2 separate regions of the Mus musculus genome follow, and region 2 is linked to region 1. The links are chromatin loops, found by intact Hi-C in ENCODE. Cell type or tissue: left cerebral cortex. All regions are shown on one strand. Links, peaks and the distances in the headings refer to the core of each region. The heading gives the core; the rest is flanking DNA. Region 1 holds the start of Gm32988 (a long non-coding RNA gene). Region 2 overlaps Arpc3 (actin related protein 2/3 complex, subunit 3).

The links. Hi-C counts contacts between places; a loop is a spot of excess contacts. Peaks named below come from ENCODE experiments on the same cell type or tissue, not always from the same donor. Only the 100,000 strongest peaks of a DNase experiment are listed, where the experiment ranks them.
Region 2: a loop joins it to region 1, with 8 times the contacts of the local background. A loop is called at or near these places in 24 of 42 quality-filtered maps.

What each region holds. Positions count from the first base shown.
Region 1 is chr5:122,619,803-122,635,353 of GRCm38, reverse strand. Gm32988 (a long non-coding RNA gene) reads right to left here and starts at 11,252. Exons shown (of 3, transcript XR_387697.3): 1 at 10,082-11,252; 2 at 8,033-8,097; 3 at 7,071-7,190. In left cerebral cortex, for the core only: CTCF peaks have their summits at 7,293 (motif pointing left) and 7,915 (motif pointing right); DNase peaks (open chromatin) are centred at 7,919 and 9,157.
Region 2 is chr5:122,395,297-122,410,847 of GRCm38, reverse strand. It overlaps Arpc3 (actin related protein 2/3 complex, subunit 3), which reads right to left. Exons shown (of 7, transcript NM_019824.4): 2 at 13,932-14,031; 3 at 9,125-9,201; 4 at 7,421-7,489; 5 at 6,598-6,724; 6 at 5,670-5,764; 7 at 4,667-4,979. The coding sequence ends at 4,917. Among named protein-coding and RNA genes, the nearest start is that of Gm32853, 9.8 kb to the right of the region's middle. In left cerebral cortex, for the core only: a CTCF peak has its summit at 9,383 (motif pointing left); DNase peaks (open chromatin) are centred at 7,779, 9,372 and 10,037; H3K27ac peaks cover 1,857 bases.

The DNA.
Region 1 (15,551 bases), core at 3,727-11,726:
TCACAGGTCCAGCAGGCTACCCTTTCTGTCATCTTCCTCCTAGCAACTTTGCCCTAGAAGTTCTTTGGCACTGAAGCTTCTGATAATTGATAAGATGAGGTTCCATTTTTTTTAAATCCTTTCTTCCTGTCCTGCTTGTAAGGGCCCTGACAGCTTCTTTGTTAGTGTAGCTAGCCTAAAAGAAATCTCACTCTAGTGATGAATGGGTTCCCAACCTCTAACTCCCATAAATCAAAAGAATTTTGTAGTTGTTGGAGACAGGGTCTCTCATTTGCAGCCCTGGCTGTCCTGCAGCCCTGTGTAGACCAAGCTAGCCCTGAATTCAGAAATCCACAAGCCTCTACCGTCCACGCACTGGGATCAAAGGTGTGTACCACGATGCCTGGTTTTTCATTTTATTTTTGAGACAGGATCTGAAGTAGCTCAACCTACTCTCAAACTCCCTATGAAGCTGGAGATTAGTTCAAACTTCGGACCATCTTAGGTCCTACCTACCAAGTACTAGAATTCCAGGCATGTGCCAGCACATGAAGCTTGAATTTATTTTTATTGGGGTGTGTGTCTATGTGTCTTTGTATGTACATGTGTGCTACCGCATGTGTGTGGAAATCAGAGGAGTGGGAGTTGGTCCTTTCTTTCTACCATGTTGGTCTAGGTGACAAATGCAAGCCTTCAGGCTTGGTAGCAAACTCCTTTACCCATGGAGCCCTCTTTCCAGCCCTTGAATTACTTTTAAGTATACAGTGGAGGGCTGGAGAGATGGCTCAGCAGTTAAGAGCACTATCTGCTCTCCCAGAGGTCCTGAGTTCAATTCCCAATGACCACATGGTGGCTCATGACCATCTGTAATGGGACCCAATATACTCTTCTGGTGCATCTGAAGACAGCTACAGTGTAGTCATAAAATAAAAAATAAATCATAAAAAATATAAAATAAGCTGAGCAGTGGTGGCACATGCCTTTAATCCCAGCACTTGGGAGGCAGAGGCAGGTGGATTTCTGAGTTCGAGACCAGCCTGGTCTACAGAGTAAGTTCTAGGACAGCCAGAGCTATACAGAGAAACCCTGTCTAGAAAAACCAAAACAAAACATATATATGAAATAAAAATATCTAATATATATACATATACTCCACTAATATATACATATATATATATATATATATATATATATATATATATATATATATATATATTTGTGATGGTTTGTATATTCTTGGACCAGGGAGTGGCACCATTTGGAGGTGTGGCCTTGTTGGAATATAGGTGTGACCTGGTTGGAGTAGGTGTGTCATTGTGGATGTGGGCTTAAGACCCTCACCCTAGTTGCCTGGAAGTCAGTCTTCCACTAGCAGCCTTTGGATGAAGATGTAGAACTTTCAGCTCTGCCTGTACCATGCCTGCCTGGATACTGCCATGCTCCCACCTTGATGGTAATGGACTGAACCTCTGAATCTGTAAGCCAGCCCCAATTAAATGTTGTTTTTTATAAGACTTGCCTTGGTCATAGTGTCTGTTCACAGCAGTAAAACCCTAACTAAGACAATACTCCACTGTGTATACATACATACATACATACATACATACAGTGAAGTACATTAAGTATGCACACGTTGTTATGCAACCATCAACAACATCTGTCTTCACCCATTTACTGTTGCAATAGCAATGCCTGATACCAGGCAATTTGTAAAGAATAGAAGTCCAGGAGCATGGCCCTGACATCTGTTTGGGGTTTTATGAAGGCTTCCCGCTGCATCAAAACATGGGAAAATGCATCACACAGTGGAAAAGCACACTTGTGTCTCAGATGTCTCCTTGACTCCTTTGTTATCAGATCTTCCTGCGTAGCCCAAGCTGATCTTGACCCTGTCCCCCTTTTGTCTCAGCCTGGTAAATGCTGAGATTATAGATATGAACCACCATGCCTAACTGTTCTGTTGAGACAAAGCCTCGATCTGTAGTCTATCGTGGCCTCAGGTGTAGCCCAGGCTGGCTTTGAACTTGCAACAGTACTGTCTCAGCCTCCTGAATACTGAGATGATAGTGTGAGCTGGCTCACCCAGCTCCTGCTTTTAATTCTTTTAGGTATAAACAACCCCTAGAGGAACTGCTGGATCATGTGGTAATTCTATATTTAAGCTTTGTGGAATGGTAGTTGTTTAATCTACAAAATATATATCCATTATCCATATGTACCTGATGGCAGCTCCTTTTTAACCCTAAAACTTCTCTCTCTCTCTCTCTCTTTCTCTCTCTCTCTCTCTCTCTCTCTCTCTGAAACACTTCTGTCTTAGTGAGGAATTGCCAGCTTCATCTCTTTCCCGGATATCCCCAACAGAGACTTGCTCCCAAGCAAGCCTGACCTAAGTGCAGCTTCTCTCCTCTTTTCTGTGAAGTGCCATCCCCTACCGCCCCACCTTAGCATAATAAATCCTCATAGTGTGACACAGGATTACCACCAGTTACATACACTCGAGTCACTTAACAATGCAAACTCATTCTGCGTAGACAGACAGCACCTTCATGCCAGTGACCTTGACTCTCATGGGCCTGTGTTGTGGGTCTCCATCAGAGAGGTCTCAAGAGACCCAGACCAAAGGGAGAAGCCAATGGAATAGGCTGGAGCTACGGTTAAGTTACCAGGCCATGGTACTGCAGGAAAAGGCAGGATCAGTGAACAGGAAGAGAGATGAGCGCCAAGGAACAGGTCAGGGGGCTAAGCTCAGAATGTGTGTGTGTGTGTGGGGGGGGGGCTCAAGAATAAGAAGTGGAAAGAAACCCTTGATCCTGACTCCTGCTGAAGAGGAGAGGGTGTGGCCGCCGAGCCCAGGGCTTTGTGCTTTCCCACCCAACTCATTGCACCTGTGGTGGTTTGTATACGCTTGGTCCAGGGAGTGACACTATTAGGAGGTGTGGCCTTGTTGGAGTAGGTGTGTTACTGTGGACGTGGGCTTTGAGACCCTCATCCTAGCTGCCTGGAAGCCAGCCTTCTCCTAACTGCCTTCAGAACAAGAGGTGGAACTCTCAGCTCCTCCTGCACCATGCCTGTCTGGATGCTGCCATGCTCCTGCCTTGATGATAATGAACTGAACCTCTGAACCTGTAAGCCAGCCCCAGTTAAATGTTGTCCTTCTAAGACTTGTCTTGGTCATGGTGTCTCTTCACAGCAGTAAGACCCTAACTAAGACAGTTCCCATTAAAGTCTTTCTTCTCACTGCCCATCTTATGGACTCAAGCCGTTCCCCAGGTACTTACACCCATCATCTCTCTTGCTTTTTGCTTACCCACCCCCCAGTAACACTCTCCCACTTAGCATCTACATGCCCTGACCGTTGCCTTCCCTTTAGGCTCTACCTACCACTCAGCAGCAGCTCTGATGAAGAGCAAGTTGAATATCTGTATTGTTTCTCTGAAATGCACATTTTAAATCTCAAGTGTCCCTGGGGTTGCTATTCACAAAGAAAGAGCTCTGATTGCCTAATTCTCATTAAGGGAATTGTGTGAGATTTCTAAGAATAAACACCATGCCCAAAGTCCAATGAACTGCAACTATTAACATGATGATGGTGTTGATGATGATGATGATGGTGGTGGTGGTGATGATGATGGTAATGACTATGATGACAGTGATGATGGTGATGATAGTGATGGTAATACTGATGATGATCATGGTGATGGTGGTGGCAGTGATGATGATTGTGGTGATGATGGTGATGAGCTATAAGTTCTTGGAAAACAAGGATAGTGACCAGTCCATATCCAGGTTCAGAATTCCACTATTTATTGTTTAATTGTTGCAAAGACTAGTATATATTTTTTCTGCCATGCATGCCCGTGGTGGTTTGAATAAGAACGGTCCTTATAGGTTCATATTTGAGTGCTTAGTCACTGGAGTGGAACTCTTTGAAAGTCTCCCATTCTCTCTCTCTCTCTCTCTCTCTCCTTTTGGATCAGGATGTAGCTCTCAGCTGCTTCTCCAGCACCATACTTGCCTGCTACCACACTCCCCACCACGACGATAATGGCCTCTGAAACTGTAAGCAATGCTTTCTTTGATAAGGGTTGAGTTGGTCACAGTGTCTCAGCACTGCAATACAACAGTGACTACGACTATGCCCTGCTTCCCTTTCCAGCCTCAACCTGAAGTCAATAGACCCTGGTGTGGCCAGACTGTTGGCTGGCTGGAGGCTAGTCATGACTTCTCTATGAAGACTAGAAAGAGGGGTGGAGAGATGGCTCAGTGGTTAAGTGCACCGGCTCCATCTTTGGGTTACTGTGCAAGGTGCTGCTCTAGGCAAGTTCTCTTTTGCAAGGATGTGTTTGGGCGACTGTTTTTTGTTTTTGTTTTTTTTTTAACTCTTTGGGGGTAAAAATCTAAGAGCAGAATTCTTCCACCACACCATCACCAGCTCATGGCAGCTGTTCTAAAGACCTTCCCTTTACCATTGCTTCATCATGGTTTGCCCAGAAAGTACCACTTGGCACATTTAGGCATTCAAAACATACATTAATTTAAACCATCATTTTGCTTTATTTTATTTTATTTTATTTTATTTTATTTCTGAGGCAAGATCTTCCGTTGCAGAGCTGAGGGTCCTGAAACTTTCTATGTAGACCAGGCTGGGATTTTTTTTTTAATTAAAAAATGATTATGTCTATTCAAATGAGAGCATGTGGCATTTGCAAATGAGCCATAGTGTGCTGGGCCGTGGGTGTGTGGGAAAGAGGGGAGTGGGAGAGTGCCCGTGTCCCACCAGAGTTCTGGTGCTCTGGGTAGGCAGATGAGGGAGGACTGCCAGACGATTTCCACATGGCCCGGGGTGGGCATCTGGCTGTGTTAGGCCACTGACCCCACATGGCAGGTGGTGGACAAGGGGCAGCCCCAGGTACCAGGTTCTCAGCCTCAGGCATCCCACACTGGATATGGCAGAGGAACTGAGAACAGAATAGGGACCCCAGGGTGGCACTCAGCCCCGGGGATAAGGAAAGGCAGGATTGGACAGGGGGAGAGGGGGTGCTGGGTGGTTCCCACACAGGCGAGAGTCCTTAGTCCGGGTCCATAGGAAGACCTTCTGATGGGAAGTTAGACAGGGCTTGTTAGGAGAAAGCCTGTCCCATCGTTCAAGCATGGTGGGCCTTCATGATCAGAGACAGTCTATGGTTTTAGAGCTTTATTGTAGAAAGTCAGGGTGAAAGAGAGAAGGTAGAAAGAGAGAGAGAGAGGCCGGCCATGGCCACATGGAGAGAAAGGGGGAAGAGAGAGAGAGAGAGAGAGAAGGAAGGCTAGAGAATAAGAAAGGTGAAAGTTTAAGAGAGCGAGGAGGGGCCAAGCAGCCCCTCTTATAGTGGGCTGGGCTATCTTGCTGTTGCTAGGTAACTGTGGAGAGGAGTCTAGTCAGAATGCCAGAAACTTGGGATATTGTCTACGTGACTGATAGCCATTTGCCCCTCCTGTGAGGGGCTGTAGGGGCGGTAACTTTGACAGGAGCCAGGGGTCCAGGAGAAACGATCAAAAGACTTCCTTCCCATGTAGGTGGAAATTACCACCCACCGGGTCCCACTGGGGTTCAAGACCTAAGCTCAACTGGAGACCAGGTTGTCTGTGCATAGCCCATAGCCCCACAATAGTGTGTGTGTGTGTGTGTGAGTGTGTGTGTTGAGGTCAGAGAATAATCTGTGGATGCCATCTCTTTCTTTACTCCCACTGTATGGGACCCAGAAATTGAGCTCATGCCTTCAGGTTTGCTGGTGTGTGCCATTTCTCTCAGTGAACTCTTACATAATAGTTTCAATACAAGTCACTGTGATGGTTTGCCTTATTTTGAATTTTGGTGGTAGAATCTTTACTCTGAAGTTGAACTCAAGAGAGTTCAAGTCTAGCGTCCGAGTTTATTGACTGTTTGAGCCCAGATAAGTGTCTTAACCTCTCTGAGCTTTGGTTTCCTAGCCTACCTTACAAAAGATACAAGAGAGGTACGCACCTAGCACCCAGCAGAACGTAGGGCCTTGGGTCTGGGGGCAGCTACTCCGGTTTATGTCAAATGACAAGAACTCCAGTCAGTTTGAGGCTCTCTTAGCTTCTTTGCTCTAACAAAAGCTTCCTGAGGAAGAATGGGTTTATTCTGGATCACAATTTTGTGGAACTGTAAAAGGCAGCCTGTTTTGGTTGAATGAGGCTTGCTCCAGTGACCCAGTAGAGACAAACCCACTAGGAAACTCTACAAGAGACAGAACAGTGAGCCACGTTCCCAGAGACAAGTGCCTGACACCACAGAGCCCCCCAATTCCATAATTCTGTGACTATAAATCATGCAGACAATGTCTCAAACTTCTAGCATTCTGGCTAGAGTCCATCCCCACAGTTACCTGACTATAGCCAGGTATGCTCCTCCCTACAGTTACCTAGCAACAGCAAGGTAGCACAGTGCACTATAAAAGGGGCTGCTTGGCCCCTCCTCACTCTCTTTAAGCTCTCACCTTTCTTACTCTCATCTCCAGCTCTCTTTTTCTCTCCCTTCCCCCTTCTCTCCACATGTCCATGACCTGCCTCTCTGTTTCTTTCTACCTTCTCTTTTTCTCCCTGCCTTTCTACAATAAAGCTCTAAAACCATAGACTGTATCTGCTCATCAAGGCCCACTGTGCTTGAATGATGAGATAGGCTTTTCCCTAAAGAGCCTCATCTAACCTCCCGCTGGAAGGAAGGCCTTCCTGCACTCCAGCCACAAACAGGACCAAGGACTCTCGCCTGTATGGGAACCACCCAACGCCCCCTCTCTCCCTGCCTTCTCCCTTTGACCCAGGAGCTGACCAAGCCGCCCCCGGGGCCCCCATTTGTTCTCAGCCCTTCTGCTGTGTCCAGCAGTGTCTGGGATGCCCAATACTGAGAACCTGTTACCTCTGGCCTCCTTTAGGCCCAGAGATCTAAGACTGTCCCTTGTCCACCCTCGTGGGCTAGGTCCATAGCTTCCCACATTCAGACACCCACCCGGGGCTACATGGAAAGGGTGTGACAGTCCTCCTACATCTGCCCGCCCAGAGCACCAGAACTCTTGTGGGACGGGGGTTTTCTCCCACTCCCTTTATTCCCCCATGCCCACTGCCCCGTTAAATTTGAAGGTGAATCTTTGATGGCAGGGAGAGTCGAGGCAATGGGAGCCTGTGGCACGGGGACACATCGAATCCACACTCTGAAAGCAGAGAGATAAGAATGGATATGCGGTTAGGAGCACTGACTGCTGTTCCAGAGGTCCTGAGTTCAATTCCCAGCAACCACATGGAGGCTCTCAACCATCTGTAATGGGATCCGATGCCCTCTTCTGGTGTGTCTGAAGACAGCTACAGTATACTCATATACATTAAATAAATAATATTTAAAATGAAGGAGGAAAAGGAGGAATACGCTCAGCTCCCGTTCTTTCTCTTTCTCCACAAGCCCAGCCCTGGGAATAGGGGCCATCCACAGTGGGAGAGTGTTTCTACACTGGTGGGCCAAGTTAGGATGACCCCATCCCACCCCCACCCTTGTGGATGTGCACAAATACAACTATTGCAGGAGGTTCTAGATTATGTCAACTTGACAGCCTACACTAGCCATCACAGGTAGCAAAGGAGAGAGAGAGAAAGAGAGAGCAAGAGCGAGAGCAAGAGCGAGAGCGAGAGCGAGAGCGAGAGGGAGAGGGAGAGGGAGAGGGAGAGAGAGAGAGAGAGAGAGAGAGGGGGGGGGAGAGAGAGAGATCCCAGACTGGAAAACCCTGAGAGTCTGAGCAGACGACCCTACATAGGTTCATCCTCTCTCTTGTTATGCAGATCAGAGATTAGTCCCCAGTTCAACTGTCTGCTCAATCCAAGGAGAGCTAACTCTGTGCCTTGGGCTTGCTTGTTGTCCAGGAGCTATGGGCATGACCAGCAGAGGGCAGCAATGCACCAACATTCAGTATGGCATCTGCACTGTTTTTGTCTGACCCTGGCCAGGAAAACCTGGTGAGATAATAATGCAGTATGTCACTATTTCCAGATAAGGTTATTTTACCCTCAGTGCACAGTAGAACAAGGTCTTCCCACTGGATACAGATGAAAAGGTTGGGTCTCCAAAACCTAAGGAACGGAACAAGGCTCTGTCTAAACCATAGACTCATATACAGGGTCACAAGCGTCCCAAATTTAGACAGCATTGAAAGGCATGACTGCTGTGTCTGGGCTGCAGAGCATTGGTGACCTTTTACCTGTTTTACGTCTCACAAAGCTCTTTCTGAGTGTCGATATGAGAGAATTTGCATCCTAACCATCCCAGTTTACAGGTCAGAAAACTGAGGCCCCTAAAACTCATCTGCTTCACCACTTGGCTTGATCTTAGAGGTTAAGAGTGGATTCTCAGGAATAGAAGCAGAATAGCAATGCACTCTAGATGTCCTGTAGCATGTTGGTTTTTAAATTTTAATTTAATTTTATAGGTGTGTATACCTGTGTATGTTTATGTGCACCGCATCTGTGTGTACCATGCGTAGGCAAATGCCCAGCAAGCCCAGAGGGCATAAGACACCCTGGAACTGAAGTTGAGGATGGTTGTGAACTGCCTGGTGTGGATGCTGGGAATTGAACTCGGGTCCTTTCCAGGAGCAGCAAGTGCTTTTAACCACTCTCCAGCCTGTTTTTAGTTATGTGCATATATGCTAGTTTATGTCCCGTTGTGTATGTGAGTGCAAGTTCCTCTCAGAGGCCAGTGTGGGATCCCCTAGGGCTGCTGTTACAGGTGGTTGTGACACACACACTCAGTGTGGGTACTGGCAACTGTGCTCAGGTCCTCTCTCTAAGAGTAGCAGTGCTCCTATCTGCTGAGTGGTCCTCTCGGCTCCTTGTGGAGTGTTTTGATGCAATAATACAAGATAATTTCTAGCCCAGGTATCAGCCCTGCCTTCAGATAATTAGGCAGGCTGCTTCTCTGTCTCAGCGCCTGCACCAGCGCTTAACGATTCCTTCTAGAACTGAAATCGCTTTTGATCAATCACAGTCCTCAGAGGATTATCATTGGAACTCGGCGCCAGGAGCAGCTTCCCACCACCCTCTGCTACCCACTCCACCCTCTGCTACCCACTCCCTGTTGCTAATGGCTGTTTGGCCAGTTTGCATGTGCAATGTCTTCAGCAGATGCCTGGGTAGGAGAGGATGATGTAATAGCAAAGCTCGACTCAAATTAGCTCCAACATAAGGAACATGTAACTTGGATGTAACAAGCTGATTGCAAGGTGGTGTGGTCAGCCGTTCACCAACTTCCAAGGGGCTGGAACCCATTTGCGCTCTCATTTCATTGGCCAGAAGTGTCACATGACTCCGCCTAACCCAATCTCAAGCCGGGACAATGAAGTTGTCATAAAGACTTAGACCAGGTTATCAACTAGAGACTTGATTTTGTGGGAAAGCGATTAGTAGTGTCTTGGTGATCCCCGGTGCCGTTACTGTAGCTTACAGGGAGCAATAACCTGTTCTGACACTGTGGTCCCTACCTTCAGGAGTGAGGGACTAGGAGAGAACCAAGTCCGGGTCCTGGTCTCCCACGGGCCCTGGGTTGATTATACCAGACTTGCTTTACTTCCTTTACATCATGGCTGCTTGTCTCTTTCTCATGGTGGAGATTTTGACAAAGCAAAGAAAAAGCACAGGCCTGATATCTCAGGAACCCGCCATTCAGAGGTGGCCGCTATGCTTCTGACAGTCCCCACACCACAATCCCAACTGTTTTCTAGAGATTGGGGTTCAAGTGCAGCGTCTCCTGGTCGTCCATACAGCCCCAACGCTGCAGTATGTGATTCAGATTCTCTGTGTACCAGGAACTCTCAAACCGCTTCAATGAGACCCAGGGATGTTGAATCCAGGAGGCTCAACGTGGGGGACGCAAATGTCCATTTGAACAGAGGAAGAGTGTTTAAAGGAGGCCTTGCCCAAAAAGAGGGCATGCCTCAGGACCACTGTAAGTAACAAACATCTTTTTCATGAGAGGAAGGCTCACTCAGCATTCAGGCCCTTTCCTGATAACATCAGCCAACCGTCCTCGAGAAGACTATTATTAATCCTTTGTCCGTACCTCTTTTTCCGGCCTGTTCCCCGGTTTCCAGTGATTGGTTCCCAGAAGGTGGGCACATGACCACATCAGGCCAATCAGGACCAACGAGGTTCAATTTCATTTGGTAGGAAGGTCTGCAAGGGCAGTCCTGTTGGATATGAGGCTAAATGGAATTCGAGAGCTGGCAGTTATCTTGCCATTATGAATACATTGGTTGCTTATCTATAGGGCCAAGGGGTTGGAGATGAGGCTCAGTTCGTAGAGTGCTTGCCTAGTCTGCACAAGGCTGTGGGTTTGTTCCCCTACACAGAATCAACCTAGGGTGGCGGCACTGCTTGTAATGGCTCGACTTGGGAAGTACAGACACGGGTATCAGAAGGTCAGCTATGCAGTAAATTCAATTGTCATTTTTCTATGTATGGCTGTATTTTTAGGTAGGGTCTTTCCATGTAGTTCATATGGCATTGAATTCACGATCCTCTTGCTTCAGCCTGGTGAACACCGGGCTCTCAGGCATATACCTCATCGCTACTCGGTTGCCTATCTTTGCATATTCAAGTTTTAGTTCATTTCTGTCCTGTGGGTTGGCAGGGCAGCTCAGTGCTTGCTGTACAAGCACGTATGACCTGACTTCCATCTCCCAAACCCCACAGTGGAAAGACAGAGCCGACCCCCAAAAGGATAGCCCCTGGCCACACACGCCTGTTGTGACGTGCGCGCTCCTGCATGCAAACTCATCAGACACACAATAATTATAAGCGAACTAAACATTTCGGTCTCGTGCAACAAAAGCTGGATTCCATTTTGTTACTAAAAGTAAAGGGGAAACGGATCAGAATTAAGTCAGCGAGGGTTTGGAGGGGGGGGCTTGCTGTGTCCCCGCCAGCAAGCTGTGCGGTCGACCAGCTCAGCTCTTCCTCTCTCCAGGCTCTATGCTGGGAAGTAGGGGAAATAACCCACCCATACCTTTGGGGGGGGCGCGGGGGGCGGAGGGCGTGGTTGACTCTGTAGCTGATAGTGCTTCATGAATGTGATGAGAAATAAAAATGTAAGAAAAAAATTCTTCTGAAATGTCAGGGATAATTTTAGAGATCCCAGAAGGGCTTCAGAAGGGCGGCAAATCAGAAAGTAATCCCATGCGCTGCAGGAGCTAACTGGCCACGGGAAGGAGTGAGGTGACTGGAGGGATAAGAAAGCTCCCCTACTTCCCTTTTATTATTATTTTTAGCTCACTTTGTAAACCAGGTTGGCCTCGAACTCAGAAAACCGCCTGCCTCTGCCTCCCAAGTGCTAGGATTAAAGGCATGCGTCACCACTGCCCAGCGTTCCCCTACTTCCTATTGGTTCCTTTTCAATCTCTTTCCCTTACATTACATTAACAATGTAACCACTGGGCCCTGCTTTGTGACACGTAGCTCACGTTTCCTCCTGGGATTCTGATTCTAAGAGCACCGTGGCCTCCAAGTTCACGCTAAAACCACCCCTTCTCTTGCCTGGGGACCAACCTGTGCAGCCCTTCTGCTGTCAGATCTGTGATTTCTTTTACCTGTGCACCCTGAACAGGAGGCCAAGTGCCTTTGGCTAACTGATGGCCGGCAGAGGCACCACCCACCCTCCCCTTGCCCTGCCCACTATCCCTTTCTTCTTGGTTGGAACAATCTTGTTCCCTTATATTGGAACTGCCGTTTTTTGTTTGTTTGTTTTTGTTTTTTGGAAGGCTGTGGAATATCTAGGAGGTGGAGCTTGGCTTGAGGAAGTGCACCACTGGGGGAGGGGCCTTGAGGTTGATAGGAAGACCCCTCTTCCTATCCTTTCTCTTCCTGATTGCAGGTGCAGCGTTACCAGCTGCCACACCCAAATAAACTCTTCCTCCCTTAAGCTACTTCTCATCAGGTATTTTGGTCATGGAGACAAGGAAAGGAAAGAATATGAACTTCCAACCCTTTACAGCTCCCTTCCACGGTCACTCCTTCCTTGGTGTTTGCTTCTTATTGGATCCAGATGGCTAGAGCTTTTCTCTTCGTGGAGTGAGCACAAGGGGATTTCAGCCATCCAAACTCATGACCCTCTGCTCCCAAAGAGACAGAGTTCCACTCTGTCGTGGTTAGGACCCCAGGTTTAGGATCAGGCAAGTCAAAGTAAAAGGGCTACTCGCAGTCACGTGACCCTTAGGCAGCCTCTTTGCTCACTCTACATCTCCTCTTCCCCCAGCTCCTCAATCAGTGATTCTCAGTCAGGACAGACCTTGGCACCTCCCATCCCCCAGACATTTGCCATCAGAGGGTGATAACTCTATGTCACAATGGGTCCAAACAGAAGCATGGAGGAGAGGCCCGAGATAACTGCTGAATATCCAACAGTAAAGAAAGAGCCCTCTGCAATGGACTGGTCAGCCTCAGTGTCCACCACGGCAAGGTTGAAATGTCCTGTGTTAAATGGAGATATTCATGGGCGCTACTCGAAGAGCTTGTCTTCAGAACCGAGGGCTCATCCCTATCTGTCATTTCTGCCTCCTTTCAGTTTCCTGAGTCCATGAGGGCAGAGGCCAGATGACTCTCAGCCAATGTTCTGCATCATCAGTAGTAATGGACATGGGCAGAGTTGAGCAAATATTTTTATTTGTTGAAATATGGGTCAAGTCTTTCCAGCCTCTGGAACAAGGTCCGAAAATAAGTGAGTCTCAGTATTTGTTGAATGGCTGGTTCTGTTTGTTTGTTTGTTTGTTTGAAAATTTCATTACTGTTGGCACTCTGTCTGGACTCCACCCCCACAGTTACCTGGCAACAGCCAGGTATGCTTCTCCCTACAGTTACCTGGCAACAGTCAGGTAGGCCTGGACCACTATAAAAGGGACTGCTTGGCTCCTCCCCTCTCTCTTGCCTCTTCTTACCTCTCTTGCCCTCTCGCTCTCCATACCCTCCCCCCCCCCCCCCGCTCTCCACGTGTTCATGGCTGGCCTCTTCTCTACTCTCTCCCTCTCTCTGCCTTTCTCTGACTCTACTACTCTCTTAACTCCCCTCCCCATGCCCTGAATAAACTCTATTCTATACTATACCGTTGTGTGGCTGGTCCCTGAGGGGGAAGGGATGCCTTGGCATGGGCCCTCTGAGACACCCTCTTCCCCCACACCTCCCCACACCCCTATAGAACATATCTTACTAGCTCTTTATCGTTTTACGATCACAACAATTACCCACTAATGTATGTGCTTTGGGAGACTTGTAAGAGACAGGCCTGGTCTTCTTTCTCCTTGTGTTCTCTGACAAGGTAGATGGTTCGTCAAAGAAATGACTTCCAAAGGCCCAAGACCTCTGTCAGCCAACCATGGAGCAGGGAGCCAGAAACAAAGTCATGGAGAGTTTTGGATAAAAGTCTTGCTGTTTAGGGGAAAAAGAAAAAGAAAAAAGAAAAAAAAAAAAAAAAAAAAAAGGAAACCAGGCCAGGCTTTGTGTAGCTTCACTGTGAAACAAGAGCTGTTTTCTGGGCCCAGAACCTGCTGTGTCCCATGTTTAATTTCTTCCATCTGTCTGGTATCTGACCTCTGCTGCCCTCTAAGCCATTGCCACATATTGTCTGCCTATGTTCCCATATAAGGCCATCTCTCTCTCTCCCTCCCTCTTGTCCTCTCCCTCTCTCTCTCTTTCTCAGGGTTGGACAGCAACACTGCTAGCTTCCTCCCCCCTCCCTCCCCCTGCCTTCCCTGGCAGCCTCTGCTGCCTGGATGGCCGGCTGAGAGTGGGAAGGGGCAGGGGGCTGCCAAGGAATGCGATCGGTTTATTTTTACTCCAGCTGAATTCTTTGCTTGGCCCGCAGGCCTCAGCCACTCGGGGATGTCACATGCCGATAAGCTAGTGGGGTGACTAAGATCTGTGGCTCAAATCTACAACACCCCAGGTGTGAGCCTTCGTCATGGAGTTGGGGGCAGAGGGGAGGGAGCAGGCAAGGGACATTGAGGTCATGGGATTCGCTTGTTTCCATTGCTCTGGGTCCTGTTCCCAGAAGGGCAAGTTTGGTCCTTCTGAGAAGCAATGTCAGGGCCTGAGATCTGTAACCACTGAGGCCCATCTCTGGGCAAAACTCAACACCTGCTAGGACATGGGGGTGAAGCTAGGTATCCGAGTGAACTGAGTAGCCTTGTGACCCTTTGAGACCTCACTCTGTTTTCTTCTCTATCAAAATAGCAACAGTACATTTGTTTGACACTATTCTGTTGTTGTAATGAAAACGTGCCCCATCGGGCAGGATTTTTGGTCTGTCTTGTTCTGTACTATTGCAGTGGCCCTTGTACTTGTAGTGCCTGGCACACAGTAGGTGGACACATATGTATAAAGCAATGCCATAAAATGTTTTTGTTTAGTGGCACCCAAGAAATAACAGCTGATTTGACCTTAGCCCATTTTGTGCTCATGGGCATCTGATAGACACCAGTTAAGTGCCAGGCCATTTTAGGCACTGAACAACATAGCAGTGGACAAGGCAAGAAAGCTAGAAGATGGCTCAGTTGCTAGAATGCTCACTTGTTCAATATATGTCCTTTGGGATGGGGTCTTTCCCTCAGCACAGTATCCTACGGGTTCGTCCATGGTACAGCATGTACCAGTACTTCATGTGTGTGTGTTTATATACACAGATGCCTGCAGATGCACATGTGTGCCCATACTAATGGAAGCCATATATCAATGTCCACTGTCTTTCTCAATTACTGTCTGTCTGTCTGTCGAGACAGGGTTTCTCTGTAGCCTTGGCTGCCCTGGAACTCACTATGCAAACCAGACTGGCCTCGAACTCAGAGTTCCTCCTGGTTCTGCTGCCTCCTGAGTGCTGGGATTAAAGGCAGATGCCACCATTGCCCAGCGCTACCTAAGTTACTTTCAATATGGTCTCTCACTGAACCTGGTACCCATCATTTTGGCCTAGACTGACAAACCGTTGAGCTCCAAGCATCCTCCTGATTCTCCCTTTCCATGCCTGACATTTCCCCATGGACTCTAAGGATTTAAATCAAGTCCTCATGCCTGCACAGCAAGCACCTCATCCCCCCAGCCCCTATTTTCTCTGCTTCTTGGGCAGACTCTCGTTTTTACTTTACAATGCACCAACCACGGTTTCCTTGTTCATACATTGGCTTATCCATCCTTTGGGTTCTGTCATTCCATCTGGTGCCCTATCAAAACCTTGCCCTGACGTCACCCATTCAGGAGACTGAGAAGGTCTTGGTCACGTGAGGAATGAAGCCCACCTGTGTCCCTCTGTTCCTGGCCTCTTCTCACCCTCTCCCACCCTCCCGTCAACCTTTTCCCGAATGGTTCTGAGTTTTGTAACAGCCCCAGAGGCAGCTCTATCGCTGGCTACCCTTAAATACTCCCCCTGGAAGTCTATAAATACACCAAACATTTAGCTCAGGAAAAGAAGAGAGAGAAAAAAAAAAGCATCGGAGAAGCATCCAGAACAAAAATATACTTTCGTTTCCATCACTGGCCAATGTGTGTGT
Region 2 (15,551 bases), core at 5,112-13,111, 230 kb after region 1:
GTGACCTCTGAGAAAACAAGGGTTTTAATGGTGGTGGCAGGCATGCGTGTGCATGTGTGTGTGCGCGCGCGTGTGTTATGGCATTTACATAAAAGGTAGGGGAGACAAAGGATTCTTTTTTAATTTACTTTATTTCATGGTGTTTTGTCTGCATGTATGTCTTCTCTTCCCCCAATAAACTTTCTTTATACTAGACTTATCTATGGTGTGATTGTTCAAGGGATGCCTCAGCGTGGGCCCGCTGAGGTACTCCACCCCAACCTCCCACCCCCACCCCGCCAAAATTATACTGCGTTATAAAGGGTAACCGAGGACACAGGTTCAGTTTCCAGCACCCTCACAGTGGCTCAGGAGTGTCTGGAACTCCAATTCCAGGGAATCTGATGCCCTCTTCTGGTCTCTTTGGGCACTGCAATGGCATGGTGTATAGACGTTCATGCAGGCAAAACGTTCACACAACAACCAATAAATAAATAAATAAATAAATATTTACAAATAAAACCAACCTGGAAACAGTCAGCTGCCAACTGTTTTGAATCAAACTTAAATAAATAAACCCAGTTTTGCACAGTCTTGCCTTTGTCCTCAACAGCACAACACAAAAGATAGGTGTAGAACCACGGCTCTTTCTGAGCTCCCTTCTGGCCAGTCCCAAGGGCAAGCCACCTATGGGATGGCCTGGGAGGGCAGAAGTGTTCTCTGCTGGGCAGCATCTCTCGAGCCACTTCCCACTTCCGGCCAAGAGCAGAGACACAGGCCACACCCTTGGGGCGGAGCCTGTGCGGCACCCAATGTGGAATGGGGCAGACAGCACAGGTCCAAGGAGGTCTTCACGTGGCCACACCTTGGCCAATTTCCAGACTCAAAGGACAAAACTAGGGGCACAGAAGCCTGGGGTTTCTGTAGCTGTGGCCAAATACAATCCCAACATAGACACTGTAACAACTGCCAAAAAAGCCAGCGTGGCAGAGGGGCCACAAAGAGGGCAGCGAAGGCACTTTCCGGAATGTCTGCCGACCCATGGAGTACTGGGAAATACAGACCACACAGCGTTTTGCAGCCACTCACCTGCTTCTGTCAGCCGCATAAGGGGTCTTTCCTTAAAGTTGGGTCATGCTGGGTGGGGTGCACATCTGCCACCTGTGAGACATCTTGTGGGCCGGGCAGTGGTGGCACACACCTTTAAAACCAGCACTTGGGAAGCAGAGGCAGGTGGATTTCTGAGTTCGAGGCCAGCCTGGTCTACAGAGTGAGTTCCAAGGATAGTCAGGTAGTCAGGGCTACACAGAGAAACCCTGTCTCGAAAACAAAAAACAAAAAAACAAACAAACAAAAAAAGACATCTTGTGGGACCCAATTCTCTCTTGCCAAATTCAGGTTGCCAGGGTCATTTAGGTGGCTGAAGAATGGCAGACATGAGTTTGAGGTCAGCCTGGCCTACACAGTTAACTGCAGGACAGCCAGGGGTACCTAGCAAGATCCTGTACACACACATAAAAAGAAAGCAATTCTGGTTTTTTTTTTTTTCAATTTTATTTTTAGTGTATTGGTGCTTTGCCTGCATATATTTCTGTGTACTACATGCACGCCTGTTAACAACAGAGGACCAGAAAAGGGCATCAAATCTGAAACTGGAGTTACAGATGGTTGTGAGCCACCACGTGGTTGCTGGGAATTGAACTCAGGTCCTCTGGAAGAGCAGCCAGTGCTCTTAACTGATAAGCAATCTCTCCAGTCTCTTTTATTTTCTTAAGATTATCTGGGGATCTCTGAGTTTCAGGACAACCAGGGGTATGTTTGTGTGTGTGTGTGTGTGTGTATGTGTGTGTGTGTGTGTGTGTGTGTGTGTGTGTGTGTGTGTGTGTGTAGTATCTATTACTGTGGAAGATGGGGATGTGACATATGACAGCAGTCAGGGGACAACATTGGGGGTTGGGTCTCCTTCTGGCAATGGTTCTGAAGACTAAATTTAGGCTTTTGTGTAGCAGATCTATTCCCCATCAAGTTGTCTCACCAACCCAAGAAAACCTTCCAAATGATAAAACTGATCAAACTTCTCTTTTTCTTGAGACAGGGTCTTGTTATGTGCCTAAGAGGGCCTGGAACCCACTCTATAAGTCTAGATTGGCTTCAAATTTATAATCCTCCTGCCTTACACTCCTGGGTGCTGGGATTACAGGTGTGTACCACTCTGCTGGCTTAAATTGGCCAAATACAGAACTGATTTCAATGTTACATGAGTCAGCGATCTAGACTCTTGAAATAAAGCTATACATTTTGAGACAGGGTCTCTCTATGTAGCCCTGGCTGGCCTGGAGCTTACTATGTAGACCAGGCTAACCTGTAATTCAAAAATCCACTCTGCCTCTGGATACTGAGATAAAAGGTCATTGGACCATCATACCAGGCTTTGGTCAACTGATTTTTGATAAGGAAGCCAAGATCATTTAATAAAGTCATTTTGATGAATGCTGCTGAGATAATTAGTCATACACAGAGAACAAAGTATCTAACCTCTCTTCACATACAAAAACTAACACAATGTGGGGATAGAGGGATGGCTCAACCCAAGAGAGCTCGTTGCTCTTGCAGAGAACCCAAGTTCAGTTCCCATTGATGCCATCTTCTGGTCTCCCCAGGCAACTGTATCCACATGCACTTCATATATATAATAATTTAATAAGCTGGGTTAAAGAACTATATGTAAGAGCTAGTGGCTGGAGAGATGGCTCAGTATTTAAGAGCACCAACTGCTCTTCCAGAGGTCCTGAGTTCAATTCTCAGCAACCACATGGTGGCTCATAACCATCTGTAATGGGATCCTTCTGGCATGTATGAAGAGAGCAATAGTGTATTCATATACATAAAATAAATAAATCTTTAAAAACTCAGCACAAGTAACTAGAGAAACAAGACAAATGGAACTTGAACCAAAGTTCAAAACTACTGAGCGCAACAGGACTCTACGTGCAAAATCCACAAAATGTGAGAAAGGCTTTGCAAATGACGTGAGAGAGTCTAGCAGCCAGAATATATAAAGAGCCCTTATAATTCAACAACAAATGTAGCAGTAGTACAACTTGGTCTTCATGCGGGTCTCCCAACAACTGGAGTGGGAGCTGTCCCTGACACTGTTGCCTGCCTATGGATCTTGTTCCCCTAACTGGGCTGCCTCAGTGGGAGATGATGTGCCTAGTTCTACAGAGACTTGATGTCCCAAGGTGGGTTGGTACCTAGCAGGTCCTCTTCCTTCTCAGAGAAGGGGACTGTTTGTATGGGGAACTGGGAGGTGAGGGGGTCTGCAATCAGGATGTAAAACGAATAAACAAATAAATTAATGGGAAAAAAATTCAACAACAAAAAGGAAAATGGCTTAAGCCACTTGAAAAATGGTTGAATCACTAGGCATAGTGGCACACACCTCTAATCCCAACACTTGGGAGGCAGAGGCAGGCAGATCTCTGCGAGTTCAAGGCCAGCCTGGTCTATAGAGTGAGTTCCAGGACAGCCAGGGCTGGCTGCACAGAGCGACCCTGTCTTGAAACTTCCTCACCCTTCCCCAGAAAAGAAAGAAAAATGGACAAAGTCTAAACAGTTGTGTGGAGAAGGTGTGTAAGTGGCCACATCAAAGCAGCTCACCATCTTCAAGAGAAATACAGACCAAGGCACAATGAGATTCCACGTCACAGCCCCTGGGAGAGCAATGGAATGTGTTGGTGAAACATGGAAGAAAACAGAGCAGTCACATGTCACTGTGGGAATATGGAACAGCACAAGTGTGGGGGGAAAAAACCACGCAGGCCTTCTCCAGTTCCCGTGTGACTCAAGAGGTCCTACCCTGAGGGCTATGATAAGCAAGAAAAATGAAAACTTGTGTCCACATTAGAAATGTGTACATGGCTGTTCTTGACAACAGTGTTTAGTCAGAGCTCCAAGACAGAAACAACACAAATATCCATTGGATGATGATGAACAGACACGTGATCTGTGTCCAAATGGAATATTACTCAGCCATAAAAAAGGAACGGACAGAGCATGGATGCACCACCATGGGTGGGTGTTGATGATGTTGTGCCACGTGAAAAGCCAGGTATGAACGGATAATTATTGTTTGATTCCACTTACATGAGCGATGGGGAGCTGGGGGGATGGGCTTAGCAACACGCTAATTAAACAAAGCCAGACTGGAAGGCTGACTTATCCACTATAGAACTCATATGATCACATGAAGTATCTAGAATAAACAAGTCTATGAAGATAGAGCATAGACTAGTCCAGAAGTTGGGGGTGGGGGTAGGAGGCTTATCAGCAAAGGAGGGAAATCACTGCTAAAGGCACATCTTTTGGGGGTAATAAAAGCGTTGTAGAATTAGATGTACGTCATGGTTATGAAACTGTACATACATACTCACAACCACCAAACTGTTCATTATTTGAAAGGATTTGATGGAGCCCAGCGTAGTGGAGAACTCCTGCAATCCCAGGACAGGGAGTCAAGGTGGGAGGACTTAGGTTTAAGACCCACTTGGGAGACAAAACGAGCTACAGGCCAGTCTGGGCTACACAGTGAGGCTGGCTCAAAAACGACAAACCAAACCAAACCATAAATAGAAAACCAAGCCCTATCCCTCAATATACCACCCTTTCCCATACACGGTACAGTGTGTGTAAGCTTTTTCTCAAAAATGTTTTAATTCAATGTCTAACATAAGCAGTGACATTTATTATATATTAAGTACCAGCTTAAAACTGCCAAAAATCGAAATCACCCGACACCCACCCTCCCAATTCTTGACCAAGAGCTTTTCCAGCAAAGACAGGCTCTCTTCTCTCCTTGATACGGTAGGTATGAACAGACACATCGGCCTGTGTGTCCTATGATGTGTCTCCACGTGATGGTGCTGCCCAGGCTCCTCTCACTGCCCAGGCCCCGAAAGACTCTTGTTCATGAACTGTCTCTTCACAAAGCAAGTCCACCACTGTCAAAGGCACAAGACAGAGCATATGCTCAGGGTCAGGGCACAGTGCAAGTGTGGGCGCGGGCCAGCATTCCAGCCTCTCTCTATGACAAACAACAGTGTAAACAGCAGACACCTCCCACTGAACTCAAAGGTGACCCCACAGAGCAGGGAGACGCGTCCACCTGGCCCTCCCCAGGCGTGAGGCTCGTATCACATCCACCCACGGGCAGGAAGGCATGTGAGGCAGACGCGGTAGCATGCCTGTGTACTGCAGAACTAGAGGCAGAGGCAGAAGGAGCTAAGGTCACCTGTGGCCACACAGTTAGCTCAAGTCCAGCCTGGGCCATTGTTCACCCCCCCCCCCACCCCAACCAAGGGGCCCTGACACGCACTGTATACACGCATGCATGCACATACACGCACACACACACAGATTGCTCCCTGTGACTGTTCTGTACCTGATGCAACAGAGCCACCATTTCCATTTTACATGGCATTTACATCACATACAGATGCCATGCCATTTCACAGCAGGGACCAACAGCCACAGACTGTGGACATATGGCTACACAGCCCATACATAAACGATAGCCGTGGTCTTCCAGAGCAGGCAGAAATGATCGCTCTCGACAGCAGACTTCAGCGGTTTAGAAGGCCACGGGCCAGAGGCTCCAGCTCCAATTAAACAGGCAGAAGGGGACATCTCACCTTGCTGGGTTTATCACTCTGAGGGTCAAAAACCTTCTCACACAGCCTCAGTCCGGTCTCTTGCCTCAGCTGCTGGAGGTACGCCCGCATCATCTCTGCAATACAGGAAATCTGTGTGTGAGGAGGCCCTAACCATGGCCTGTCTGACACTGACCTTGGTGAAGTATTTGCACACATTCAGACAGCTTAGGACAAGAAAGAATGGCCTAGATGGTCTTGGTCCTCTTGGTCGTCTTGGTCTCTCTCTTTCTCTCTCTCTCTCTTCCTCTGTGTGCGCGCACGCATACGCGCACTTACAGGAGTGTGGTTTTCTCCTTCCACTGTGTGTGTGGGTCCCAGGAATCAAGCCCAGACCGTCAGGCTTGTCAGCGGCTGCCTTTACCAGCTGAGCCACCTTGCTGACACAGAATGGTTTCATAACTACGTTCATTTTGGTAGTAGTTCAACAATCTCTGCATGTTCGTTACACTTGTTCCCAAGCTCTCTTGTGACAGTTAAGGCAACACGCGTGTGCTGAGCACCCCGCTGTCAATCTGAGCACCAGCCAGTGGGCCGGGGAGATGGTTCAGAGGAGAAAGAGCCTGCCGTGCACGAGAACCAGAGAAACAATCCTCAGCATCCACATACAAGTACAGTGGGCACGGTGGCTGGCCTGCCTGCAGCGCCAGCCCTTAGGAGGGGCAGGGCCGGGGGATCCCGGGAGCAAGCTGGCCAGTTACACGAGCTCAGTCAGTGAGTTCCATGTGCAGTGAAAGAGCTTGCCTCGATATTGCCTAGATATGCAACGTGGACAGTGACCAAAGACCCAAAACCAACCTCTGGCCTCGGAGCACACAAGCACACAAGTACATTCACACCCACTTGACTTGCCCACACACACACACACACACACACACACACACACACACACTTCCAGTCTTGTTCTTACCGTCCTCCTGTTTGCTCGCAGGCTTGGCATAAATGGCGTTGAGAGGAAAGCCAGGCTCTCCGGGGATAGGGAAGTTGGTGATTCCTAGCGTGTACATTTCCTTCTCGCCTTGGCTCTTGGAGTTGCACTAAAATCAAAGGACACCGTTGGTACGTGAGAGTAAGTCTCCAAATACAACCCTTCACTGCACGCAGCTGCCAGGGGTGTACGCGTGGGTGGGTGTTCTGTGAGTGCCCGTCTGCAGTGCCTGAACCTGCAGCCCTCTCAACACTGCTCCCAAGGAATAAGCCCAGAGAAACTACTGCAGTGGAAAGCAGGAGTTCAAATACTAAAAACCAAACTTGCCACATAGGCACACATTTCTCTTCATAAATGCACACAGTAATTTCTTTTATTTTTATTTTTTTGAGACAGAACCTTAGTATGTAGCTTTTGCTGTCCTTGAACTCATGACACAAACTAGGCTGGCCTCGAACTCAGAGATCCACCTGCTCCTGCCTCCTGAGCGCTGGGATTAAAGGTGTGCGCCTCTACCCTACAGTAGGGTCTTACTAGTTAAAGTCTGAAGCAGAGATACATATGGACATCAGAGTCAGCTTTTTGAAACAGCTGAGGCCTTTACACGGGGGAGACTCTAACACGGCTGTCTGCTGCTGTCCACTCTACACCTCCCAGCCCTCTGCCTCCGTGTCAGTCACCTAGGGGTCACATCAGAAGAGATCAGACGTTAGCCTGTCCTCGGGTCTTGGCAGACCCGGGTGGCTGCGAGGGCTAGCCTATCTCTCGCTGTTGTCCTCGTGTGTGAAAAGCCAAGTCTCATTACCTTTTGGAGTTTCTTTAGACACTCAGAAATGTAGAGTGTGATGTAGATCAATGTCCTGTCCGCTTCATTCTACAAGGGGGAAGAAACAACACAATGACCTCATGAGGCGGACCGTTCAGGGCATCTCTGCCTCCATTACGCACTGGCATCCACAGGGTGCCCAGTTTCCCCAAACCCAGCTGTGCAGTTGCCCTGGCCAACAGCCCCTTCCTCATGCTGTGTAGGGTGGAGAATGGAGAGCTGGGCGCTCACTTTAAAAAAAAACTTTTCCCCATGAGTGTCTCTGAGAACAGATACATCCCTTCCTTGGCAGTGGAAGGAGCCACTGCACGTGACAAGTTCTGGGAGAGTTCCACAGGCCCAACATCTCCACTGACTGGAAGAATTGAAGACAGCTGGTGACTACTGATCACATGTCAGTCGCCTGTGCCCAGTTTTACAGTTATAGTCAGATAAAGATTACACGTGTCTCTGCTCTCTGCTTTGTTCTGAGACAGGGTCTCTGCTCCACAGTCCTGGCTGGCCTCTCATTCTTGGACAACCTTCAAGCCTCTGGCTCCTGACAGGCGAACCCTGCATCTAGCCTGTCCCTGTCACAGCTCTCACTGGCACAGCACAGGCTAGCTGTTGGTTACAGACACGGTGCTCAGCACTGGATAGAGTCCACACCTGATGGACTCTGCTATCCCTGAGGGGAGCAGAAGGTGAAGCCACACAGTTTACAGCACAGTCAAGAACATCCTTTGCCCTTCTTTGTGCCTGGCTCACCACAGTAGCTCAGGAAATGTGTGTCTCGTACCATCCATCCCCTTTATAGCCAGGCCCCTGGCCACCCTCCTCACCCTCCTCAGGGAGGGGAAGGAGGGCGAGGTCCCAGGAAGGACCAGGGCACATGGGTCTGGTATGTCATGGGTGCTTAATCAATACTGAATACACACAGATGCGTCTAGACCGGAGCTTGGCAAACCCTGACAAGGCCGGATAATGAGCTGTTTAGGTTTTGTGGCTAATGACCAGTTGTGACTGGTCAGTCACGGTTCAGTGCGAAAACAGACACAGCGAATGCATAAACAAACAGGCACGGCTGTGCTCCAGTGAGGTTTATTTGCAAAAACAGGCAGTGGGTCGTCTGGCATGCACAGCGGTAACAAGTGTAGAACGGAAAGAATCAAAATGCACGAAGGGGTGAGGTGAGGGCTCAGCAGCTCAGAGCGATTGCTTTTTGCAGTGGACCTGGGTTTGTCCCACAACACACGTGGTAGTTTGTAGTCATTTCTAACTTGAGTCATGAGATTTAACTCCTTCTTCTACGCAGACACACACACACACACACACACATTAAATTTTTCTTGTTTGACTTTTTGGTTTTTCAAGACAAGGTTTCTTTGTGTAGCCCTGGCTATCCTGAAACTAACTCTGTAGACCAGGCTGGTCCTGTACTCACATAGATCCACCTGTGTGGATGCCTCCTGAGTGTTGGGATTAAATGTGTGTGCCACCACACCCAGCCTACAATAAATAATCTGAAATAAAGAAAGCAAGATAGCAAGAAAGCAAGAAAGGAAGAGAAACTATAACACAGCACCCTCCTCAGGGTCTCGTCTCAAATCCTACAGTCACCCTCACCATTTAGCCCTCACAGCAACCTGACTTCCAGGTAGAATTTTATCCCCTTCTGAAAACTAAGCATTCCTTGGAAGTTACCTTAATTTCATAGTTCTTGAAGAAGACATTGGCCTTGAAGTAGTAGATGGCTTCATCCACAATGTCCGTGTCTTTGGCTAAGCGGGAGACAAGAGAAGGCAGAGACCATTACCAAAGGCAAACCTCACACCCAGAGGCGGCGAGCACAGGCAACCAAGCCTACCGCACAAGATTGAGACCTGGATAAAGGAAACCAAGGAAGGCGCTGCAGGTGCTCTGCTGGGCTCAGTTCCTGGGGATCTAGCGCCCTCTGCTGGGCTCCCAGGGAACCGTGCAGCACACATTCCGGCAGTGGTGGTACCCACTTTTGTTCCCAGCACTCTGGAGGAAGAGGCAGGTAGATCCATTGGTTGGAGACCACCCTGGTCTACAAGGCGAGTTCCAAGAGTTCAAAGAAAGCCAGAGCTTCACAAAGAAACCCTGTCTTCAAAACCAAAACCAAACCAACTCAAAAAACCCAAGGAAACAAAACCCTTACATGTGTGTCTGTACGTATGCCACATGTGCACAGATACCCACAGAGGTCAGAGGGCACCAGGTCCCTTGGAGCCGGAGTTACAGGTGCTTGTGAGGCCAATGTAGGTCCTCTGGAGGAGCAGGAAGTGCTCTTAACCTCTGAGCCTTCCCTTTAGCCCGAGCACAGTGTAACCAAGTGTTGATATAATTTTATTCGAGCCCACGCACTGTCATCTCAGGAGAAATGCTCAAATTATTTAGGGACATCGGGGACATTTCCTTCTTTTTATGAAAACCATGGCTTAAATCCAGCAGGTTCTAAGTTGCCACTAACTGAGGGAAGCCAGAGCACTCTGTGACAGACGCACATCTCGTTACACAATCTCTTTGGCAGTCTGTCCTCTCTTTTTCATTTTGAAAGGTCAGACTTCCCGGGTTTGACGTGCAGCAGCTGGCTGCATCAGCACCACATGACAGCCTTGGCCTGGGCTACCACTCCCTCACAGCCTCGCTGGTGCTTCTCTGAGGGCCGCGTCAGCGTCAGAACTTTAACTCTACCTTCCTGTCCTTAGCGTCCCGCCCCTAAGGAAAGGAAACTTCTCCAGAGCACCTAAGGGAGACGGCGGAGGAGACCTACACAGAGCTTGGCACACAGAGGCACGCAAAGATACATGCACAGCAGGAAAGGATTTTTCTAGAGCCGAGGCTCGAACCCAGGGCCTCCCACATGCTACAGACAAACCCTATCTCAGACATCTGCTCCAACAGTTCCAGCCCCTCTGGGACGAGGGACAGTCACCCTCACGTGTTCTGTTTCTCCCTGGAGGACTCAGCTTGAAGGTGGCTAGGATGTTCTCCATTCTGAGTTGGCTGTATCTTCTAGAGCAATGTGTTATCTGTAACCGTGTGACAGGGCTCACTGGCCAGCAACTTTTAAGTACTGCAGGTCTCCTCAAGGCTGTCTTTCCCCACCTGCTCCTTCTTCTCAGAAGCAGTGAATGGCCAGATCTACTCAATTTACTTACATTTCAACCAGTGTTGCAAACAAATTCATTTAAGAGGAAGTCAAGTCAAATAACCTGGCAGAAAAAGGAAGGGGAAGGGGAAGGGGACACAGGTGGGAATTGTAACTGTGTGCTTGGAGACCAGGCATGGAACTCGGGCCAGACATTTGCAGGGTCTGGGCTCTGTGTCTGCAACAACAGAAAGGATGACGCCGTTGGCGGAACATCTCAAGACTTGTCAGTGTTAGAAAAAAATCTTCGGGAACAGTGAAAAATTGCCTCAGAAATGGAATGGGGGATCCGGAGTGCGGCTGAGGGTAGAGTGGACACTTCGTCTTGATGGCTACAAACAATAATTAGTAAGGGTGTATAATCCCAAACTTCTCAGACTAGACTGGGAAACCAAGCTGTGAGCACATATCAAAGAAATCACAATTCAGCTTTAATCCCGGCACTCGGGAGGCAGAGGCAGGCAGCTCTGGTGTGGGGCCAGCCTGGTCTACAGTGCGAGTTCCAGGACAGCGAGGACTACACAGAGAAACCCTGTCTAAAACACAAACACCCCCCAACAAAAACTAAAACAAAACAAAAACCCCCCACAAACAAGACCACCAGCTACCAATCAATAAATGGGTGAATGAGCAGACTCTTTTCAAAATAAGAGATACAAATGGCCAGGAACTATTTTTAAAAGTGTTCAACATTCCTGATCTTAGGGATACACAAGTTTATACTGCTCGGAGACACTACCTTACCCGAGTCACAAGGCCAATCAATTATCAGGAGGTGTACCGGTCAGCCAAGGCTAGACAGCAAGACCCTAACTTTAGTCACAGGCTGTAGAGAAGGCTCAGTGGTTAAGGGCACTGACTGCTTTTCAGAGGGCCCGGTTTCAGTTTCCAGCACCTACATTGTGGCTCACAACCATCTGAAACACCAGCTTTAGGAATTCCAATGCCCTCTTTGGCTTCTGTGGACACCAAGCACAAATATGGTACATATACATCCTGACGGGCAAACATTCACACACACAAAATAAAATAAATTCTCTTGTATTTTTGATTTTTTGAAATAGGTTTTCTCTGTGTAGCCCTGGCTTTCCTGGAACTGACTTTGTAAACCAGGAGCCTCAAACTCACAGAGATTCATCAGCCCCTGCCTCTGCCTCTTGAGTGCTGGGATGAAAGGTGTGCCCTACAACTGTCCAACTTAAGATATATACATACATACATACATACATACATATATATATTAAAATCAAAAAACTAAGCATGCTTTTTAAAAACCTGACAACAAATGTTAGAGAGGATGTGGGGGAAAGGGAAGCCTGACCGGCTGGTAGTCAAAGTGCAAATTAACATGGCCATTGTGGAGATCAGTTTGAAGGGTTCTCAGATGATTAAAAATAGACTTCCCATATGATCCAGCTATTTTACTCCTGGGCACATACCCAAGGCCTCCTGTCCTGCCACAGTCTTATCTACACATCTGCATTTATCGCTACTTTATTTCGGTAGCAAAGACAAGGAACCCAGCTAGTTGTCCACCAACAGAAGAACAGACAATGAAAATGTAGTTCCATACAAAACGGAGCATCACTAGGCTGTGAAGGTAAGTGAAATCAGGAGGGTTTTTATCTTTTTTAGAGATTTATTTATTTTATGTGCATTGGTGTATTGCTGCATGTGTGTCTGCGTGAGGGCGTCAGATTCCCGGGAACTGGAGTTACAGACAGCTGTAAGCTGCCATGTGGGTGCTGGGACTTGAACCCTGGCCCCCTGGGAGAGCAGCCAGTGTGCTAAACCACTGAGCCATCTCTCCAGCCCCCTGATAACAAAATCATGAGATGAGCAGGAAAGAGGATGAACATGCAACCATCAAGGTGATCCAAACCCCAAACAGAAAAGAACGCACGATCTCCCCCGTGCGAGGATCCCAGCCTGTAACGCCCTCATGCAAGCAGGTGGAAGGGTGTGCACAGGATAACATCTATAAAGAAGACCAAGAACCAGGGGCGTCAGAGAGAGGAAGGACAGACAACGGGCTCGAGGACTCCAGGACATAAAGCTACTTTTTCCATTTTCAACTCTGCCCTTTGTAAAAGTGTGAAACACCAGGCGAAGCCCCATGGCCTCAGAATGGCCGCTCTAACCACACAGAAGCTGACAGAGCTCGGGTGGCTTCCTTAAACCATCTGGTTTTTTGTTCTTGTTTTAAAAGCAAAATTTAAAAAAAAAAAAAAGAAAGAAAGAAAGCAAAACAAGCCACCACCAAAACCAAACAAGTTAAATACGGAACAAACAACAAAAACCACTAAGAAAGCAAAGAAATAAAATTCAGAAAAACAAAAGCAAGCACAGACATAAACTGTTTCAAAGCACTCAGGAGTCTCACTGGGGAAGCAGGCAGGAGGAGCACCACGAATTGAGGCTAGAGTGGTTTGACCTCCAGGCCCACCAGGGTTTTAGAGAGAGATTCCCTTCTCACACATCCGAGAAAGGTCTAACACTGGGGTATGGTGAGAATCTGACAGAGGGCTGTGGAGATGGCTCAGCGGGTAAGCGCGCTTGCAGAGAGAGCTCCGTCACCGGAGTTAGGACCCTTGGGACTCATGTAAGAACCAGGTGTCACCTCTAACTGTGTGCTGTGGCTCCCGTGGGCCCTCACACACAAGTCAGAATCAAAAGCAAGTGACTTTTTTTTTTAAAGGTGACCAAAGAAGTCATAGCTTTGGTGGGGGAAAGGTTCATTTTCCTTGTTTTTGGAGACAGGTTTCACCCTTGCTTAGGTAGGTCTTGAACTACCAGACTCCAGCCACCTCCTTATCTCAGCCTCCGAGGTACTGCCTATGCCCACACAATGCTGTCAGAAGAAGGCTGGGGACCTGCCATTCAGTTAGTCTGAAATAACTGACAGTGCCTGTGGGGACTGTGGCCAGAATTCAACACAATTCCTTTTTTTTTTTTTTTTTTGAGACAGAGTTTCAGTAGCCCAGGTTGGCCTGGAGCTAGCTGAGAACGACTTTGAACTCCAGATCTTCCGGCCGCCTCCTCCTAAGTGCTAGGATTTCAGGTGTGTACCACATCCCCTGGCTCTCAATGGAACTTGGGGGTCTCATGCAGGCCAAGCCATGTCTCTACCAACGGGGCCACGCCCCACAGCCCACATTTCCTTTCAGCTCACGTAAACATCCTGGAGGAGTTTGAACCAGTTTCCTGTGGAGCGCAACAGGCTGCTCCTGGTCAAGTGTGACAGGAAGCCAAGGAAGAGTGACTCAAGCTAAGCTCTTCCCTGCTCTCAAGTCAGCAGGTCTGCTTGGAACCCAACAAAAGAACCCAGAGACTTACTCTCGCGAGGGGCGGGTCCTTTGAACTGGCTTCGGAGGGGCAACAGGGCCATGTTACCGATGAGCTTGGTGTCCGGGTCCATGAGAGAAGAGTGGTATGCCTGCAGGGGCCAGCCCAGGGAAGAGAGAAAACAAGTGTCACCAGGAGACAAGGCGAGGACCAACTGTGGGAGAAAAGGGCTGGCGTCGGCTTACGGGGAGCCAGCGCCTGACTCAAGAGAACCAACTGGTGGATTCTGAGACGTTCTGTCAGCTGGTGGATAAGCGTAGCCCTCCGCTCACACTAAACTAGACACGGAAAACAGAGGTAGGCAGTACCTCAAACCCCATCATAAAAAAAAAATATATATATATATCAGAGCCGGGCATGGTGGTACACGCCTTTAATCCCAGCACTTGGGAGGCAGAGGCAGGTGGATTTCTGAGTTCGAGGCCAACCTGGTCTACAGAGTGCGTTCCAGGACAGCCAGTGCTACACAGAGGAACCCTGTCTCGAAAAACCAAAAAATAAAAAAATTACACTTTACCACTGTCTTCTACTAATTTTACTTCATTTTATTAATGTTCTCCTTCTTGTTTTGTTTTGTCAAGACAGGGTCTCACTATTCAGTACCACTATGCCTGTCTTTATTATTTATATTCTTTTCTAAAAAATAATTTATTTGTATTTTGTGTAATTGGTGTTTTGCCTGCATGCATGTTTGTGTGAGGGTGTGGGATCCCTTGGAACAGGGTGCTGGGAGTTGAACCTGGACTTCCTGAAAGAGCAGTGTACTGGCTAGTTTTGTGTCAACTTGACACAACTGGTGTTATCACAGAGAAAGGAGCTTCAGTTGGGGAAATGCCTCCATGAGATCCAGCTGTGGGGCATTTTCTCAATTAGTGATCAAGGGGGAAAGGCCCCTTGTGGATGGGACCATCTCTGGGCTGGTAGTCTTGGTTTTATAAGAGAGCAGGCTGAGTAAGCCAGGGGAAGCAAGCCTGTAAAGAACATCTCTCCATGGCTTCTGCATCAGCTCCTGCTTCCTGACCTGTTTGAATTCCAGTCCTGACTTTCTTTGGTGATGAACAGCAATGTGGAAGAGTAAGCTGAATAAACCTTTTCCTCCCCAACTGTTTCTTGGTCATGATGTTTGTGCAGGAATAGAAACCCTGACTAAGACAGAGCAGCTAGCGCTCTTAACTGCTGAGCCATCTCTCCTGTCCCGTCAGGCCCTGCCCATGTTCTTTAGATCTTCATATTCTCATTCTCTCTCTCTCTCTCTCTCTCTCTCTCTCTCTCTCTCTCTCTCTCACTCACACACACACACACACACACACAGAGCTTTTTTTTGAGACCAGGTTCTTTTTTTTTCCTATTAGTATCGTGTGTGAGAGTGTGTGTGAGTGTGTGTTCATGAATCTGGGTGCTCATGTGTGCACATGTCAGAGGTCATCATCAGGTGACCTCCTCAGTTGCTTCTCCACCTTTATATTCAGGACAGGGGCTGTCATTGAACCTGAAGCTCACCACCTGGACAGACAGGCCGCCAGCAAGCCCCACAGATCCTCCTGTCTTTGCCTCTCCAGCACTAGGCTTATAGACAGATGCCACCACATCTGGCCACTTTCGTGAAGTCTG